Linked DNA regions of Homo sapiens: region 1 is linked to region 2. A link is a contact called in ENCODE POLR2A ChIA-PET data. All regions are on one chromosome and are shown on one strand. The core of a region is the stretch at or near the end of the contact, and the rest is flanking DNA. Distances in the headings are between cores, read along the strand shown. Region 1 holds the start of C9 (complement C9). Region 2 has its middle 46 kb from the start of FYB1.

The links. ChIA-PET counts read pairs that join two places held with the same protein, here RNA polymerase II (POLR2A).
Region 1: POLR2A ChIA-PET joins it to region 2 with 20 read pairs in activated CD4-positive, alpha-beta T cell. The contact joins the promoter of C9 here to the enhancer-like site in region 2. POLR2A ChIA-PET finds 5 or more read pairs at or near these places in 2 of 52 experiments (PC-9 and activated CD4-positive, alpha-beta T cell).

Annotation. Positions count from the first base shown.
Region 1 is chr5:39,361,669-39,367,003 of GRCh38, forward strand. It overlaps C9 (complement C9), which reads right to left and starts at 2,827. Exons shown (of 11, transcript NM_001737.5): 1 at 2,720-2,827. The coding sequence starts at 2,796.
Region 2 is chr5:39,262,698-39,267,554 of GRCh38, forward strand. It overlaps a transcript of FYB1 not described here. Among named protein-coding and RNA genes, the nearest start is that of FYB1, 46 kb to the left of the region's middle. Within about 2 kb of position 1,999, at least 3 of the 41 ENCODE cell types and tissues checked have a DNase peak (open chromatin) inside an H3K27ac peak, as active enhancers do.

The sequences.
Region 1 (5,335 bases), core at 1,577-4,076, 100 kb after region 2:
CAGAAGCAACGCTCTGAGCTACTATTCTACTCTCATGGTGGTTTTAAACATTGATGCTCTACCTTGAGAAACATAAGAGATGATGTCCCCCTCATGGCCAGTTCTCATGGGCACATTAATCTTTGTAAAAAAATAAAAGAAAAAAGAAAAAAACAATAGTTAGAAATCCCTGACAGTTCTCCAGTAATAATAGGTCACTGTAGCTGTGGCATGAGATGTCTTCAAGCCATGGGAGAGCCCTGAAGGCTAGCTGTAATTCCAACCCTTCCGTCCTAAACAAGAAAGATAGCAAAGTGAAAGCACAGGAAGGTTATTATTTTTTTTAAATACCTGGCATTTATTAAGTTCTTACCATGCGCCAGGCACAGATGTCATAAGGACATTACATGTATACCTGTTTAATGTTCACAACGAAAACCTTATTAGACAGATGCTATCATTACCATTGTGATGAGTTGAATTGTGCCTGCCCGCCAACCCTGAAAGGTATGTTGAAGTCCTAACCCCAGATAATTATTTGGTCCTAAGTGTCAAATAAGACTGGGACCTTATTTGGAAATAGGGTCTTTACAGAGGTAATCAAGTTAAAATGACATCGTTAGGGTGGGCCCTAATCCAATATGACTGGTGTCCTTTTAAAAAGGGGACATTTTTATAAAGACATACACAATGGGAAGATGATGTGAAGATGGCCATGTGATGATAGACACATAGACTGAAATGATCTGAAACCAAAAAATAAAATACAAGGGAGTGCTGGCCACCACCAGAAACTAGGAGGGACCCTTCCCAGAGTATCGGAGGGAGCACGGCCCTGCCAACACCTTGATTTCAGACTTCTAACCTCCAGAACTGTGAGACAATACATTTCTTTTGTTTGAAGCCATCCAGCTTGTGGTGCTTTGTTATGGTAGTCCCAGGACATAAATAAAACCACATCTTACAGACGAGGGAAGCGAGGTACAGAGAGGCCAAGCAACCCGCCCAAAATGACACTGTTGGTAAGTAAAGGCACCTTGACCTGAGCCTGGGAAGTCTAGCTTCAGAGGATTTTAAAAGTTATTTTGCAAATTTCAGTTAGCTATTATTCAAACAAATCGTCTCACTTCATGACTGAGGGCTCTGAACACTCTGTTTTGACCTCAACCCCCGTCAAAGGGCAAAGCACAGAGCATTCAGAGCAGGGCAACCGGGGCAAACTCAAGAGGGCATAGCAATGGGAGCCCACGAAACCAAACCAAACTCAGCCGTGCAGCTGCTGGAGCTGGGGTCCAGCTAATGGGGCTTTCCGGTCCTCCCTGAAACAGCTGAGTGTGGCCAGGACCCAGGGGGTACGCACTTCAAAGCAATCAAAGCTTCCCCACAGCCTCTCATTTTTGATCAGCAGGAGCTGCAATCTAGGAATGTGGGTTGTTTGAATTATTATTATTATTTTTTAGCTTAAGAAAGGGTCAGGTGAAGTTCAAGGGAGCTAAAGCAACTTGGAGGAACTGCCTTTCCAAATCCCTTTTGTGCCCAGATGCCCACTAAACAAAAATATTTCCTGAATGGTACAATGCTTTACAGATAATATGGAAAGAGGAGGGATGAAGGAAAGGTCTGGTCGAGCACTGGATCCAGGGCCCATGTTCATCTGTGTAGCACCTCTGGGTGCCCCCTCCTGAAAGATACAGCCCTGTGAATAACCCACTTGTTGAGTGGAGCCCAGGCTGAATGGCGGCCTCCAACTGCAGCCAAGAGGCAGGCAAATATGTACTGGAGACGGGCATCAAAGTTCAAAACAGCATTTGGGTAAACCAAGAGTCAAATGACTAATGAGGAATTGGAAGCAGGTTATGGTTATGTCTGAGCAGAGGAACAGGGCTTGGGCAGACATTTCCCCCCAGCCACACTGTTGAAGTGAGGAATATTTCAGTACTCTCCCCAGAACGGATCATCCTGTATTGAATTATACAGGTCGATGTCTACTCTGATGACTCCAGGATGGAAGGAAGGATGCCTCATGTGACCCTAACCTCCACCATTTCTAGGTACAGTGTAGCTGTTCAATAAAAACTTATTATATGGGTGATTTGTTTCCTGGATGACTTGCCATGGGCTTTGCAATTCCGATTAGGATCAGAGAAAAAGGAGAAAAAGTATCTTTGGTAGAAGCATGAGTGACAGGTCTGCATCACTGCAATTCTGGAATGGAAGAAATATGACCTAAATCCCAAATGGCCCTAAACAAAATGCATGCCTCTGAACACAACTCAGGATGTCAAGGGAAAGAAACAAAATAGTTAACCTTTGCCTAATGTGGAGGCAAAAGGGTGATGTATCCAAATGTTAAAGGTGTCAGGCATTGAAGCAGAGTGAGGGAAAGATTAATTTCCTTAATTTTAAACTTCTCAGACATCAGGCACTAATAAACCCAGGTTCATCATACACTGGTGAAAACAAGCTTTATTTTATAATTCCAGATATTTAAAGAATACCTCAATCTTAACATTTGAGTGCCTTGTTGAAAATAAATCCCCAGAAACAGCAGCACATTTCCACAGAAAACTCATAAAGATGCACCCTATGTATTTTCTTATCTCTTTTCGAAGTTTAGATTCTAGGGCTCTGTATATTGCCATGTGGATTAACATTGTCATGTACTTTGCTGCTAAGAAGACCTTGAGATGCTAATCCTACAGGAAACTTCCAGAGACAAGCAGAAAAGTAACTGACTCACCTGGTCGTGTACTGTGCTGTGAGGATGCTTATTTCTAAAATGCAGATTGCAACTGCAAAGCTCCGGCAGGCTGACATGCTGCTCTTGCTGGGTGGCTGCGAGTGGGGTGGCAGGGCAGGTCTGGTAAGGCATTTATTTGCAAAGGGCCAGAGGACAGGGAACAAGCATTGTTTGTCTGCATTCAGAGTTTTTGTCAATTTGGGTGGCCTGGGTACTGAAGTCCAACCAAAGGAGAATCATTTTGTAATTCTTGGCCTCCTGCTTTCTCATATTGACAAGTAGATATGGGGCAATGGGCCTGTGAATGCTAAAGTCCCTAAGATGGGCAGCAGTGCTGTGTGAAAATGGAAACAAAGGCCGGGCGCAGTGGCTCACGCCTGTAATCACAGCATGTTGGGAGGCTGAGGTGGGTGGATTACCTGACGTCAGGAGTTCGAGACCAGCCTGGCCAACATGGTGAAACCCCATCTCTACTAAAAATACAAAAAATTAGCCAGGCATGGTGGTGGGTGCCTGTAATCCCAGCTACTTTGGAGGCTGAGGCAGGAGAATTGCTTGAATCTGGGAGGCGGAGGTTGCGGTGAGCCGAGGTGGGGCCACTGAACTCCAGCCTGGGCAACAAGAGCAAAATTCCGGCAAAACAAAACAAAAACAAAAACAAAAACAAAAAAATAGAAACAAAAATGAAGGACCCCCAGCAGTTCTTAGTTTGCAAGACTCGAGGGGTTGGGTGGAAGATGAGGGAGTATGCAATTTTGGGGAAAAAAAAGCCTGTGGATGCTTCTCATGGAGGCATGAAGTCAAAGTTAGTAAAGAACTGCACTTAGTGGAAAGGATGGCACAGACGTAGATGCTTCATTTTTTTTTTAATCTGCAAATGGGCTAGGTAGGTTATTTCCACGTGAGCAAATGCATTTACAATCCTGGCTTTCCTTATAGGCCGAGTGGTACATTTTGAAGAATGAGATGTAAACTCCCGAAGGCATTAAGGGCGTCCACCAGAAAGAGTGGTCTCCTTATCTCAGCATCACACATGTCAACAAGATAGAATCTGAGACAGAAAAACTTGTTCCTACCCATGAAAAATAGTCTCCCCCTCACATTTCATGCTTCCCAGCACTTGTGGGAAGAGCAGTGCCTTTTTGGGAACACCAGAGAATGTGGACATCACAACTGCTCTTAAAGCACTGACTGCAAAAATAGAATGACCTGGGGACTCTTGAGAACAGTAGTGATGGCTGCCCGCTGTCTGCTCAGCTCTAAGTTAATTGACTTGTGATGAGACCCTGCATCCATGCTTTTAAAAGCTTTGCGGATCATTCTAACGTGTAGCCAGGGTTGAGACTGAGGATGACCACCTTGAGAAGAAAGACATCAGATATCTCTGGATATAGTTCTTAAAGGGACTTTATAAGTATTATTATTACTTATAGGCAAATTTCAAACATTAGCACATATAAAGACCAGCAAAGCAAGGGGTGGAGCTGAGGGAAGACAGAATATACAGCTATTTTCTCCAGTACTGCCTTACCTTTTCTACTGATATTCCTACCTGTGGTAAAAGGTATCTACTCTCACCCACTTTCTTGGCCCCTCTCCTTTTTATGCAGAGAACTTGAGGTCTTCAATGGGACTGATCTCACCTTTTCCTGAGCTTGCTGTGGAGTGTAGGCCATGCAGAACTGCCAAGTAATAAGATGATTCGAATGGATGCCACAACTCGTGTAACTATGTCATGGGATGAGTCCATGCCTGAAAGACACTTCCTGTGAGTCTTGGCTAATAACAGGTGGGCTACATTTGGAAACAGTATGAATCTGTCAAATATGCTGTAGCAGGGCAGGTGCAGTGGCGCACGCCTATAATCCCAGCACTTTGGGAGGCAGAGGTGGGTGGATCACTTGAGGCCAGGAGTTTGAGACCAGCCTGGCCAACATGGTGAAACTTCATCTCTACTAAAAATACAAAAATTAGGTGGGTGGGGTGGTGTGTGCCTGTAATCCCAGCTACTTGGGAGGCTGAAACATGAAAATTGCTTGATCCTGGGAGGCAAAGTTTGCAGTAAGCCAAGATGGCACCACTGCACTCCAGCCTGGACAACAGAGTGAGACTCTGTCTCACAAAAAGAAAAATGCTGTAGCAATGTTGAGGGCTCTTATGAGGCCTCTCTGGACCCTATCAAGATACTTATGGAAATAAAGACTGAAAAGCAGTCAGGATGGGATGCTTTATACTAACTAGATTTGATGCTAATTGATTAGAAGTTGTGATGATTAGACTTGATAAGTTGATGTGACTGGAGATTGTACATCACCTGTCTCTTTGGAGACTAAATCAATGGAAGGGGGATGAGGGAGTGAGGGGATATTTTTGGCTGACTAGTTTGAATAGGAGGCTTTTCTGAATTGCTCAGTTGTATTTATTTTATCACCATAGTTCAGGTTAAATATAATGTAGAAAAATAATGACAGCAGTAAAGTATACTAATAGCATATTAATTATATATTGGCAATATATATTGTATTAGTCCATTTTCACACTGCTACAAAGATACTACCTGGCTGGCACGGTGGCTCACCCCTGTAATCCCAGCCCTTTGGGAGGCCCAGGAGGGCA
Region 2 (4,857 bases), core at 749-3,248:
AATAAATTACAATAGAATTACACAGCAATTCAATAGATTGAATGTGTCCAAAGGGATATTCTTGAAAAAAACCCAATGTAGAGTGAAAGAAGGCAAAGTGCAGAAATCATGAAAAAAAATCTGGGCAAAACAATACTATATGTTTGGAGATATTATAAGTTTTATGGATACACACAGATAAAATCAAAGCATAAAACCATGGCTGGGAAGGCTATTCTGAAAGGCACTTTAAAAATAGTTGTTTCTGTGCTGTGGGAAGGAGGGACATAGAACTGGAAAAGGGCAGAAAGGGACTTTAATTTTCTCTTTTTTAGTTTTAAAATAGATGCCAGAACAGTAATATGCATTAATTGTAGGTTGTGAGTATATGAGCATTTGTTGTATTATGTGTTTCATAATAATTTAAAAAGAGAAGGACATGAGAGAAAAGAAAGGGCGGATGGAATGGAGTGCTAGAATTGGGGAAGTGATATTGAAGTTGCCGAATCAAGAACTGGAGCCCCATGCCTACCCACTTCAAGAGCAAGGGTGCCACAAATTTAGTGTATTCTAACACATGCTCTAAGAAGTGTCTCACATCTCCTCCTAGATGCACTGATGTGTTATATGAGTGCAAGATATCAGCTAGAATTTGAGCCTCTTATCCTTGGCTTAAAACTAACTTGTCATAGTACAGGATTTTTTTTTTTTAACACAGTGGGATAGATCTTGCTGCAGAAGGTAGGTGTCCTCTTTTGCAGAAGGAGAGGATATGAATAGGCCAGGGATGGCAACAGGGAAGTGTGTGGAGTGATATTAGCCTATCACTCAGGACTATGATTGGCCTCCACAGCTTACCTAAAAGAAAAAAAAATCACCTCTCTAATTGAAGGAAGTGGATCAGAACTCCAGCCCTCACAGGGAACCTTCTAGCTCCGTTTCCATACTCTCAGATTTCCCTGGGACACCAGTTCTCAACTGGGGCTTCCATCATGGCCTACAGTTTATTTATTTTCACATCTTAGGACCTGTTCCCCTCAGAAATTCTGTACTTACTTTCTAACTTGGATGTAGTCAAATTTGGGGCCACACTTTTGAGGGAGAACAGGAACAAAGCCAATATTTAAGGCCCAAGCCAGGATCAAGGCTATCTGGAGAGGATGCACGTCACTTCAGAAGTAGCCCTACCCTCAAAATATGAAGCAGGTAATGGCACCCACTCCTCAGCTCAGGTGTCTCCAGTGGCTGCTCTGGTGAACAGTATGATCAAATTCCAGGTCTGAATGTTTGTGTCCCTCCAAAATTCATGTGTCAAAATCCTATCCTCCAAGATGATGGTATTAGAAGGTGAGGCCTTTGGGGAGGTGCTTGGATGTAAGGACAGAGCCCTCACTCTGTGCCTTCTTTCACTCTACATTCGGATATTTTCAAGACATATCCCTTTGGACACATGCAGTTCAATCCAACATTTGACTTGTTGCCATTATTTTCAATTTCAAGCAGTGGTAGATGAACATTCTTTTGCATAGAGCTGCCATCCACACTTAATGCATATGGGATAATAATAATCCTTATAGGAGAAGCCAAAAGAGCTTATTTGTTCCTTCTGGTATGTGAGGACACAGCAAGAAGTTGGCAGTCTGCAATCTGCAAGAGGGCCCTTACAAGACTATGACCAATCTGGCATTCTGATCTTGGACTTTGTAGCCCGCAAAACTGTAAAAAATAAATTTCTGTTGTTTACGAGCTACCCAGTCTAAGGTGTTTTGCTATGGCAGCCCAAATGGACTAAGGCAGCCTTAAGACCCAGCATTCATGTGGCCACTGCCTGTTCCATAAAGCCATCTCTTGTCACTCTCTTCTTCTCTTGCCTATTCTCCAGCCATCCTGGTCTTTTTACAGCTCCAAGCTCTCTCCTGCCTCACCTCTTTTGCACCTGCCACTTCCTCAGCTTGAAATGCTTTCTACCCCCATTTACCCCATGCCCAACTCATTCTCACTTTTTGGTGTAGCAATGCTCAACCCTCACTGAGCCCCACCTCAAGTTTCAGTTTCATTGGTTTCGGGGCCTGAGAAGAGGGATGTTTTATAAGCTGCTGTAGTGATTCCCATGTGCAGCCAGAGTAGAGAACTACTGCTTCAGCCTGAACATCCCCTCATCAGAGACCAGACACCTCTCTCAAGAGGATTTCTCCCCTCCATTTTCTATCTCAGCTCCTCATTTGCCTCCTTCAGAGCTCAGTGCAAGGTATTTTATTTATTTGTTCACTTTGATGTTTTTGATCTATTACTTCCCAGGAAAAGTGGTTCTCCAAGCGTGGGCCCTGGACCAGCAGCGTCAGCCTCATCTGAGAACTTATTAGAAATGCACATTTTTGGCCGGGTTCGGTGGCTCACACCCGTAATCCCAGCACTTTGGGAGGCCGAGGTGGGTGGATCGCCTGAGGTCAGGAGTTCAAGACCAGCCTGGCCAACATGGAGAAACCCCATCTCTACCAAAAATACAAAAAATTAGCTGGGCCTGGCCAGGTGTGGTGGCTCACGCCTGTAATCCCAGCATTCTGGGAGGCCGAGGCAGGTGGATCATGAGGTCAGGAGATCGAGACCAACCTGGCTAACATGGTGAAACCCCATCTCTACTAAAAAATAAAAAAAAAATTAGCCAGTTGTGATGGCGGGCGCTTACAGTCCCAGCTACTCAGGAGGCTGAGGCAGGAGAATGGCGTGAACCCGGGAGGCGGAGCTTTCAGTGAGCTGAGTTCACGCCACTGCACTCCAGCCTGGGCGACAGAGCAAGACTCTGTCTCAAAAAAAAAAAAAAGAAAAAAAAATTAGCTGGGGATGGTGGTGGGCACCTGTAATCCCAGCTACTTAGGAGGCTGAGGCAGGAGTATGGCTTGAACCTGGGAGGCGGAGGCTGCAGTGAACCAAGATCACGCCATTGCACTCCAGCCTGGGCAACAAGAGCAAAACTCTGTCTCAAAAATAAATAAATAAATGAATAAAAGAAATGCACATTTCCAGGCCCCATCCTTGACCCTCCCAGTGATTCTCATGCATGCTAAAGTTTGAGAACCACTACCCTAAGTGTAACCCGTGGGAAGCCTGGACACCATGTGTTGTTCACCCTGCATTCCAATGACTAGCAGAGTGCAGACTTGAAGTAGGAGCTCAAATAACCTTTGTTGAATGAATGAGTGACAGTGCAATTTGACTACACTCCTTTCAGGAGCTCCCATGTAGCTTAAAAACTGGATGAAAGGAACAAAACAAACCAGAAACCCCAAACACAATTTTTACTGTTTTTTTTTTTTTTTACTGACCTAAGGTTTATGCATAAAATACAAAAAAAAATTGTACATGACTAGAACATCTATTTCTTCATTTCTTCCAGAAAATTCTACAATTTAAAATGTACCTAAAATTACTTGCCAAGTAAACAAGTATTATTCTATTGTTTTCATTTTAGGACTGTAAAGTGAGCTGATCTAAGGATATAGATTAAGTCAATTTCCACAGGGGCAGATAAAGTAGAATTCTACTGCCTCTTCTCCCACTTCTAAAATCTAGAATCACACTATGAATAAGGATGTAGGGGAACACCTAAGCCAACTCTGTATCTTGACTGAGCCTCTTGAAAGAGGGCTGAAGAGATAGGGTCAAGATTCCACAGGGAGAAATGGGAAGGTTGAGCTGGAACCCAGCACCCCTTGCTAGGTTGGAAGATGAGCCCAGTGTCGTGTGTCCAATGCCCATCAATCTAAATATCTAATGTATCTATCTTCATAAAACACCAAGTGCCTTTGTGCTTCATTCTCACACATTTCCACAGTTTCCTTACCAATAAGTTACAGGGAAAGGGCAATAAAACGTGAATTTCCTTATAACCACTTGGTCCCCTTTTGGCTTGCTCCCTTCCTGGACAGTTCAGGAAGTGGGGGAGGTGGGGATTGGTCACAGTGGTGACACAGCAGATGAGCTTGGGGTGGAGAAGGGAGTTATGTAGTCATTAAGCCCCGCTTTCTGGATCCTGGGATAAAGAACCACAAAGCCAGGCATTCCTTCAGTCTCTCATCCCAGTGGCCTCTGCAACATTTCAATAAAGTGCACTTTCTGAAAGTAGGAAAACTCATAGTGACCATAGCAGAAGCAGACATGACAGCTGATCCTCAAGCCTACCAGACATGGTCACCAGCCTGAGAATGGACCTGGCACACCCCTAAAGGCCAGTCCTGGGCTTTTCTTTGACTACCAGCTTGTCTTCCTAGGTATCTACTTTTTCTGAGACGTAACAAAATGTAGAGGAGCTCCGGCTCTGAGAACAGATAAAATCGTCCTCAAATTCCAGGCCCAATATTCAGTAGCTGTGTGGCTGTTAGAAAATTACTTACTCTCTACAAGACTCAGTTTACTCAACTAGAAAACAGGGGGAATAGGAATAACTATTTGCAGGAATTGTTAGAGGAATTTAATGAGATAGTGTATGTCAGGGCTTAGCAATGCTAACTGCCAGTATTACTCTCCTGCAATCACTAGGAGTTTCTATGCATACTTTGGAAACTATTTATTTGGGGCTGAAATACAGGAATCCAACATCCATCCAGTGCCCGGCATGTGCCTGTATTATCACAGGGGCTTTATAATTGCAATCTTACTCTCCACAACAATCCTGTGGGATAGCTATCATCATCATCATCATCATCATCATCATCATCATCATCATCATCACGTCATCACCATCATTGGATGAGGAAACAAACCCAAAGCTTAAGTGACTTATGGAAAACAAGTAGTAAGCAAAACAAGTCAACAAGAAGCCAGGGATATAGCCTGTTGACTGTATCTGATCTCTTTCAAGGAGAAAAAATGGAGTTTTTT